2 separate regions of the Homo sapiens genome follow, and region 1 is linked to region 2. Evidence: read pairs that join two places in POLR2A ChIA-PET (ENCODE). Cell type or tissue: A673. All regions are shown on one strand. Each heading gives the region's core, and the rest is flanking DNA. Links, peaks and the distances in the headings are about the cores only.

What was found. ChIA-PET counts read pairs that join two places held together with the same protein. Peaks named below come from ENCODE experiments on the same cell type or tissue, not always from the same donor. Only the 100,000 strongest peaks of a DNase experiment are listed, where the experiment ranks them.
Region 1: POLR2A ChIA-PET joins it to region 2 with 6 read pairs; 2 of 35 experiments call an interaction of 5 or more read pairs at or near these places.

Annotation. Positions count from the first base shown.
Region 1 is chr19:5,537,614-5,541,999 of GRCh38, reverse strand. No RefSeq gene overlaps it. Among named protein-coding and RNA genes, the nearest start is that of TINCR, 28 kb to the left of the region's middle. RefSeq lists an enhancer at 4,189-4,386. In A673, for the core only: no CTCF peak of the experiment used is centred there; a DNase peak (open chromatin) is centred at 2,399.
Region 2 is chr19:5,179,177-5,183,562 of GRCh38, reverse strand. No RefSeq gene overlaps it. Among named protein-coding and RNA genes, the nearest start is that of PTPRS-AS1, 3.6 kb to the right of the region's middle. In A673, for the core only: no CTCF peak of the experiment used is centred there; no DNase peak of the experiment used is centred there.

The DNA of each region.
Region 1 (4,386 bases), core at 279-4,278, 360 kb before region 2:
GGGGTCTCATTGTGTCACCCAGGCTGGAGTGCTGTGGTACAATCATAGCTCACTGATCCTAGTAGAGGGAGGGAGTGTTTACAGCTGAGAGACTGACCGAGGCCCCTGCCTCTCACTCCCCTCTCTTCTCCCCATCTCTCACCTCCCTTCCTCTCTGCAGAAAGACTTAAAGTTGCTATCAGCAGGCTGCTGGAGAGATTTCACCATTTCTTGGGCCAGGGTCCGGGAAATGAATTTCACTGGTACAGGGCCAGGTGGCGGGCGTCCCGGAATGAGATCCTGACACCGTCTTCCCTGCCCCCAACAAGACTGTCTCCAGTCGCCATTGTCCCATCTCCTGGATGGGAAGACTGAGGCCCAGAGAGGAGAGGAGCAGGCCTGAGGTCACCCTCCTCTCTCTCTCACCCCATCCAAAAGCCCAAGACCTCATAATGCTTCCAGCCTGGGTTTTGAACCCAGCTGGAATCCAATCCAGGGTTCTCTCCTAGGGAGTTGGCCATATTCGTGAAGGTGTGAGTGACTAATAGTGGTCTTTTTTTTCTTTTTTCTTTTTTTGAGGCAGGGTCTCAGTCTTTGGCCCGGGCTGGAGTGCAGTGGTACAATCATAGCTCACTGCAGCCTCTACCTTTGTGGGCTCAAGTGATCCTCCTGCCTCAGCCTCCCGAGTAGCTGGGACCACACCCATGCACCCCCATGCTCAGCTAATTTTTTAATTTTTTTGTACAGACAGGGTCCCACTATGTTGCCCAGGCTGGTCTTGAACTCCTGGCCTCAAGTGATCCTCCCTTCTCAGCCTCCCAAAGTGTTGGGATTACAGGCGTGATCCACCGCACCCAGCCTGATAATGGTGTTTTTTTTTTTTTTTTTTTTTTTTTTTAAGATGGAGTCTCACTCTGTCCCCCAGGCTGGAGTGCAGTGGTGCGATATCCGCTCACTGCAAGCTCCGCCTCCTGGGTTCACGCCATTCTCCTGCCTCAGCCTCCTGAGTAGCTGGGACTACAGGCACCTGCCACCACGCCCGGCTAATTTTTAAAAAAATTTTTTAGTAGAGACGGGTTTTCACCGTGTTAGCCAGGATGGTCTCAATCTCCTGACCTTGTGATCCACCTACCTCAGCCTCCCAAAGTGCTGGGATTACAGGCGTGAGCCACGGCACCCGGCCCTGCTAATGGTCTTAATGGAGCCACTAAGACCTCCAGGCTCTGTGCCTTCCTCGTTGTGCCACTTGGGCAGGTCACTGGCTCTCTCCCAGCCTCAGTTTCCCTCCCTTATAAAATGGATGGATAATAGTTTTTGGAGTGGGAAGATGATGACCAGGAGGCCCAAGGATGTCCATCAATTTGCAGATGTTTCTAGACCTAAAGGATGCTTCCCTCATCCACAGCCTCTCCACCTCCCCAAACTCCAAAGACCCCAGAAGTGTTCCCCCATTATGGGAATCCCACCTGAGCTGGGCCATGCGGGGTCCAGAGACCCAGCCCTGAGGGGGCTCCCAGCCTGGGAGAGACAGAACCAGACAGGCATGTTCACTGCAGACTGGACTGATGGGTTCCCATCAGCATGACAGTGGCTGGTGGCGGCCGGAATGCTGGAACCACAGCTACGGTGCCCGAGTGCCCGATAGCGCTGTGGATGAGGGAGTCTGGGACTTCGTGACGGGAGGTTGGAATGGTGGCTTCCCACGAAGGTGTGAATCCTGATGGTGGCAGTTTTTTTTTTTTTTTAGACAGGGTCTCACTCTGTCTCCCAGGCAGTGGCATGATCTTGGCTCACTGCAGCCTCCACCTTTCAGGGTCAAGTGTTCCTCCTGCCTTAGCCTCCTAAGTAGCTGGGATTACAGGTGCGTGCCACCACACCCAGTTAATGTTTAAACTTCTTGTAGAAATGGGGTCTTGCTATGTTACCCAGGCTGTTCCTGAACTCCTGGCCTCAAGTGATCCTCCCTCCTCAGCCTCCCAAAGTACTGGGATTACAGGCGTGAACCACCGTGCTGGCTGTTGGCAGCTTTAATGGTGGCCGCCCACCCCCACCGCAGGGCTGCTGGAGATGGGGCTGGAGAGTGCCCCCTCCATGCCCCTTGTGGGGCTGCTACCTTCATCCCGGGGTTCCTGAGCCTTGAGCCTTCTCCAGGCCCAAGGACCACCCCTTCCCCCTCGTGCCTGGAGAGTCCTGAGGACCACACACATGTGCATGCGGGCACACGCGTGTACCTGCCAAAGACGTCCACAGGCCCCACACAGCTGTGTTCCCACAGCCGTGCCCAGTGAGTGTGTCCCCACCTCCCCCAGCCTCACACATCAGCCCTGTCCTCTGCCTGCTGCCCGGGAACAATTATAGTGTCAGGGACGAAGCTGCTGCCTCCGCTGCTGCAGACAAGCCCAGCCTCATGTTTAATTCATCTCGGGGCTAATTATAGCCAGGCAGGGGGAGGGGCTCTGTAACCTTGGCCTCCCCTCCCTTCCCCTCCCCTCCCCGCTGCCAGGGTGACTGGGGAAGAGTGGAGGATGGGGGCTTGTGTTCCACTCGGGCCCCCAGCTCTGGGCAGCTCCAGCATCTCCTCCCAGGGGCTGGTGCAGGTGCCATGGAGGCAGCCCTAAGGGTGAAAATGCAGGCACCGGCCAGGCAGGGTGGTGGGAAGCGGGAGTGGGGAAGCCAGCTCAGGACAGCTGTGTGCCAGCCTTGGGACTCCTTTTTCTCTCTCCCTCTCTCTCGTGGTTCAGGGTCGACCCTCAGACCTGGGATGAGGCCAGCTCTTCCGCCACCTTCCCTGTGAGCCCACCGAGGCCTGATGTCCCGTGGCAGATGCGATCGGTGAATCATAATAGCTGAAAAGTAGCATCACGTGACACTTGGCACTGTTTTTAGCACGTGGCTTGCTGTATTTTATTTATTTATTTATTTATTTTTAGACAGGGTCTCGCTCTGTTGCCCAGGCTGGAGTGCAGTGGCACAATCATAGTTCACTGTAGCTTCGAAGTCCTGGGTTCAAGGGATCCTTCCACCTCAGCCTCCTGAGTAGCTGGGATGACCATGCTCAGTTAATTTTTAAACTTTTTGTATCTAAAAAATTAAAAATTTTGGCCGGGCGTGGTGGCTCGTGCCTGTAATCCCAGCACTTTGGGAGGCTGAGGTGGGCGAATCACTTGAGGTCAAGAGTTTGAGACCAGCCTGGCCAACATGGTGAAACCCCGTCTCTACAAAAATACAAAAATTAGCTGGATGCGGTGGCTTGTGCCTGTAATCCCAGCTATTTGGGAGGCTGAGGCAGGAGAATCGCTTGAAACTGGGAGGCAGAGGTTGCAGTGAGCCGAGGTCATACTGCTGTACTCCAGCCTGGGCAAGAGTGTGAGACTCCATCTCAAAAAATAAAAAATGAAAAAATAAAAAATATAAATAAATAACTTTTGCTTGTTATGTTGCCCAGGCTGGTCTCGAACTCCTGGCCTCAAGTGATTCTCTTGCCTCAGCCTCGCAAAGTGCTGGGATTACAGACATGAGCCATTGCTCCTGGTCAGTTTTAAAATGTAACTTAATTTTTTAAATCCCCTTCTCCCATTTCATTTCTTTTGTAGAGATAGAGTCTTGCTATGCTGTGAGACCCTGTGCCCACAAAAAATTAAAAATTAACTTGGTATGGTGATGTGTGCGTGTGGTCCCAGCTACTTGAGAGGCTGAGGCAGGAGGATTGCTTCAGCCCATGAATTTGAGAACAGCCTGGGCAACATAGCAAGACCTCATCTCTATAGATGGGGAAATTGAGGCCCGGAGCGGCAAAGCAGACATGCCGTAGGTCACATGGCTGCAGTCTCATGCACTCTGCCTTCCTGCCTCCACCTCCCTGTCCTGGCCCAGGTCAGGGCTTTGTTCTTCCTGTCCTCCCTCCTTGGGCCTCAGCCTGTCCCAACTGACTGAGTGACACTTCCTGAAATAGCCCCTGGTGTCAGTTGTTGGCGGGCTGCCCCGCGCCACCCGCCCACGACCCCTCTATAATAGCTTTCCTCGGTGGGCGAGAGAGAGCCCAACTCCAGGGCTCTCAGCATTGGGCAACTTGCTACCCTCGTCTCTGCCTCAGTGTCCCTACCTGCACCCTGGAGGAGGGAAGCCTCTCACCCTCTGCGTCCCCATCCAGTAAGCCTGGGTCCCTTCCTTGCCTCCATATCCGGAGAGCCAGTTAACCTCCTGGCAGCAATGGCTTCATCTGTGAATGCATAACCTGTAACATGCCTCTGGATTTAATTAATCAAGTGAATGCATAGAAAGCTTAGGGCAGGCTGGGTGCTGTGGCCCACACCTGTGATCCCAGCACTCTGGGAGGCCGAGGCAGGAGGATTGCCTGAGGCCAGGAGTTCAAGACCCAGCCTGGGCAACAAAGCAAGACTCTGCCTC
Region 2 (4,386 bases), core at 162-4,161:
TGCAATTTGGGGGAAGAAAAATATGGCAATATTTCCCCCTGGCACTTCATAATTTCTTTGTTCATTCTAAGCATTTGCACACAGTTGCAATGGTAAATGAAATGGAAGTGACAATAAGATAAAGTAAAGCAATTGTTTTTGTTTTTGTTTTGTTTTGTTTTGTTTTTGAGACAGGTCCTCACTCTGTTGCCCAGGCTGGAGTGCAGTGGAGCAATCTTGGTTCACTGCAACCTCCACCACCTGGGTTCAAGCGATCCTCCTGCCTCAGCCTTCCAAGTAGCTGGGATTACAGGCACTCGCCACCACACCCGGCTCATTTTTCTGTATTTTTTGTAGAGACATGGATTTGCCATGTCACTCAGGCTGGTCTTGAACTCCCAAGCTCAAGCAATCCTCCTGCCTCGACCTCCCAAAGTGCTGGGATTCCAGGTGTGAGCCACTGCGCCCAGCCAATTGCCTATTTTGTTTTTTAAGATAAAATCCTGCTGGAGCCTGACTGTTGCTTCAAATTCTGGCGCCCGATCTGTGTGGATTCTCTGTCTGGCAGTCGTGAGGCATCTTGGATCCCACAAGCTTATGAAGGCTCTGAGCTCCACAGGCGAGATTTCCAACTCCAGAGTGAAGCCTGTGGCGATTTCCTAGAATAGAACCACAAGCTCGCATTTTTCTCCCCTTCCCAGACCTCTCCGTGAAACCCAGGAGCCTCTGCAAACGCTGGGATGTGTGGCTTCCAGGATGAGCCTGAATGGGGATAAAAGACGTTCTAAGTACAGGGAAACTGGATCCCTCATCCTTTGCTGGTGGGGATGTAACATGGTATAGCCACTCTGGGAAAACTCTTAAAACCCGAAACACTTTCCACATCGTCCAGTAATTGCACTCCTGGCATTCATCCTAGAAAAATGGGAACGTATGTCTATGCAAAAACCTGTCTACAAATGTTCATAGCAGCTTTATTCCCAACAGACAAAACCTGGACTCCACCCAGGTACCCTTCAACAGGTGGATCGTTGAACAAACTGTGGTCCATCCACACCACGGAATACGACGCAGGGCTAAAAAGGAAGGAACTGCTGATACCCCCACATACCCCCTGGCTGCTCCTAAGGGCCTAATGTTCACAGAAAAAAAAAGGCAATTTCAAAATGCAACATAGGTTTGGATTCCATTAATCACATATATATATAATTTTCTTTTCTTTTCTTTCCTTTTTTTTTTTGAGATGGAATTTTGCTCTGTCACCCAGGCTGGAGTGCAGTGGCACGATCTTGACTCACTGCAACCTCTGCCTCCTGGGTTCAAGAGATTCTCCTGCCTCAGCCTCCCCAGTAGCTGGGATTACAAGCGCCCACCACCAAGCCTGGCTAATTTTTATATTTTTAGTACAGAGGCGGTTTCACCGTGTTGGCCAGGCTGGTCTTGAACTCCGGGGCTCAAGTGATCCACCCGCCTCAGCCTCCCAAAGTGCTGGGATTATGGGTGTGAGCCACCACACCCGTCCTATAATATTCTTGAAATAATAAAGTTGTAGACTGGAGAAGAGATTAGGGGTTGCCTAGGGTTAGGAATGGGGTGGGGGTCACTCCCAGGGAGTAGCTTTAGAGAGATCTTTGTGGGGACCGAATAGTTCTGTATCTCATCTGTGGTTAGTTACAAGAATTTATGTGTGATAGCCGAGCATGGTGGCTCACGCCTGTAATCCCAGTGCCTTGGGAGGCTGAGGCAGGAGGATTACTTGGGGCCAGTAGTTGGAGGCCAGCCTGGGCAACATAGCAAAACCCCATCTCTACAGACAAATTTAAAAATTAGCCTAGTGTGGTGGTGCACACCTGTAATCCTAGCACTTTGGGAAGCTGAGGCAGGAGGATCACTTGAGGCTAGGAATCTGGGATCAGACTGGGCAACATAGCAAAACCCCATCTCTACAGACAAATTTTAAAATAAGCCTAGTGTGGTGGTATGCACCTGTAATGCTAGCACTTTGGGAGGCTGAGGCAGGAGGATCAATTGAGGCCAGGAATTTGGGATCAGATTGCGCAACATAGCAAAACCCCCTCTCTATTAAAAAAATCAGCAAGGCACGGTGGTGCATGCCTGTAGTCCCAGCTACTCAGGATACTGAGGTGGGAGGATTGCTTGACCCCAGGAGTTGAATGCTACAGTGAGCTATGATCACACCACTGCACTACAGCCTGGGTGACACAGTGACACCCTGTCTTTCTTTTTTTTTTTTTTTTTTTTTTTTTTGAGACGGAGTCTTGCTCCTTCGCCCAGGCTGGACTGCAGTGGCGCGATCTCGGCTCACTGCCAGCTCCGCCTCCTGGGTTCATGCCATTCTCCTGCCTCAGCCTCCCGAGTAGCTGGGACTACAGGTGCCCGCCACCACACCCGGCTAATTTTTTGTATTTTTAGTAGAGACGGGGTTTCACCATGTTAGCCAGGATGGTCTCAATCTCCTGACCTTGTGATCTGCCCGCCTCAGCCTCCCAAAGTGCTGGAATTACAGGCGTGAGCCACCGCGCCCGGCCCCAAGACCCTGTCTCTCTTAAAAATATATATATACATGTGATACAATTACATAGAAATAGATACATTGCACTTTGGGAGGCTGAGGCGGGTGGATCAGGAGGTCAAGAGATTGAGACCATCCTGGCCAACATGGTGAAACCCCGTCTTTACTAAAAATACAAAAATTAGCCAGGCATGGTGGCGCCCACCTGTAATCCCAGCTACTTGGGAGGCTGGGGCAGGAGAATCACTTGAACCAGGGAGGCAGAGGTTGCAGTGAGTGGAGATCACGCCACTACACTCCAGCCTGGGTGACAGAACGAGCAAAAAAGAAAAAAAAAAAAAAAGAACTGAATACATTGTATCCATATCAATTTCCTGGTTTTGATCATGTAATAAAATGTAACCATCGGGGGAAGCTGAGTGAAGCGTGTACAGTATCCTGTCTGTACTACCTTTGCAACTGCCCATGAATCTATAATCATTTCAAAATTAAAAGTTTTTTTTTTTTTTGAGACAGAGTCTCGCTCTCTCCCCCAGTCTGGAGTGCAGTGGCATGATCTCGGCTCACTGCAAAATCCGCCTCTCAGGTTCATGCCATTCTTCTGCCTCAGCCTCACGAGTAGCTGGGACTACAGGCGTGCACCACCTCGCCCTGCTAATTTTTTGTATTTTTAGTAGACACGGGGTTTCACCGTGTTAGCCAGGATGGTCTCGATCTCCTGACCTCGTGATCCACCTGCCTCGGCCTACTAAAGTGCTGGGATTACAGGAGTGAGCCACCGCACCTGGCCTTTTTTTTTTTTTTTTAAGGACAGGAAGCTGGGCACAGTGGCTCACATCGTAATCCCAATACTTTGGGAGACGAAGGCGGGTGGATCATTTGAGCCCAGGAGTTCAAGACCAGCCTGGGCAACACATAGCAAGACCATATCTCAACTAAAAATGTAAAAAGCTAGCTGCTTGTGACAGTGCATGCCTGTGGTTGCAGCTACGCGGGAGGCTGAGGTGGAAAATTGCTTGAACCCAGGAGGTTGAAGCTCCAGTGAGCTGAGATGGAACCACTGCATTACAGCCTGGGCAACAGAGCAACACCCTGAAGAAAAAAAAAAAAGAAAGAAAGGAAGGAAGGAAAGGAGGGAGGGAGGTAGGAAGGAAGGAAGGAAGGGAAGAAGGGAGGGAGGGAGGGAGGGAAGAAGGGAGGGAGGGAGGAAGGAAGGAAAGGAGGGAGGGAGGGAGGGAGGGGATGGACTGAGGTCTGTGGTCTTATACATGATAAACCTTCCCAGCAACAAACACCCAAGCCAAGCCCAGGTGGTTTCCTGGGAGACTCTGCAGAGACCCCAGTGCTGAGAGCAAACCAGCTCAGGGGACCCCCTCCCACAACTCCCAGGTCCATGTCAGTTTCCTGGAGACGGGGTTTGGGAAACACCGCCCAGTGCAGTAGCGAGTGACCCCGGTGGAAGCTTTACTTCAACAATTAGCCTTGCCAAAAGTAAGGTGGACCGAGGCGCCATCCGTCATGGGCTAATTGTTCTTGCTACACTCTGGGTCCTCTTGGCTGGCACATGGCCACGCTGCACAGATGCACAGAATGATGGAGGCAACGTGACCAGCACAGCTGATGTTCACTGCGCCGAGGGCTCCAGGTGGGCCGGGCCCAGGCCGACACCGGTTCCTCCTCAAACCCCCTCTGACAAGCTCGGCATCCTAACCTTCGCTTGGGCTGAGCCTTCTGCTGACAGCCCTTCCCTGCCCTGTCCTGTAAAGCTCTTTAAAGTTTCCTCCCAGTCCACACAGGCTGCTTAAATCTCAGTCTGGGAGTAGGTTTTCAGTTAAGTGTGGAAAGATGCCTGAAATCCTTTGAGGCTTCATGGA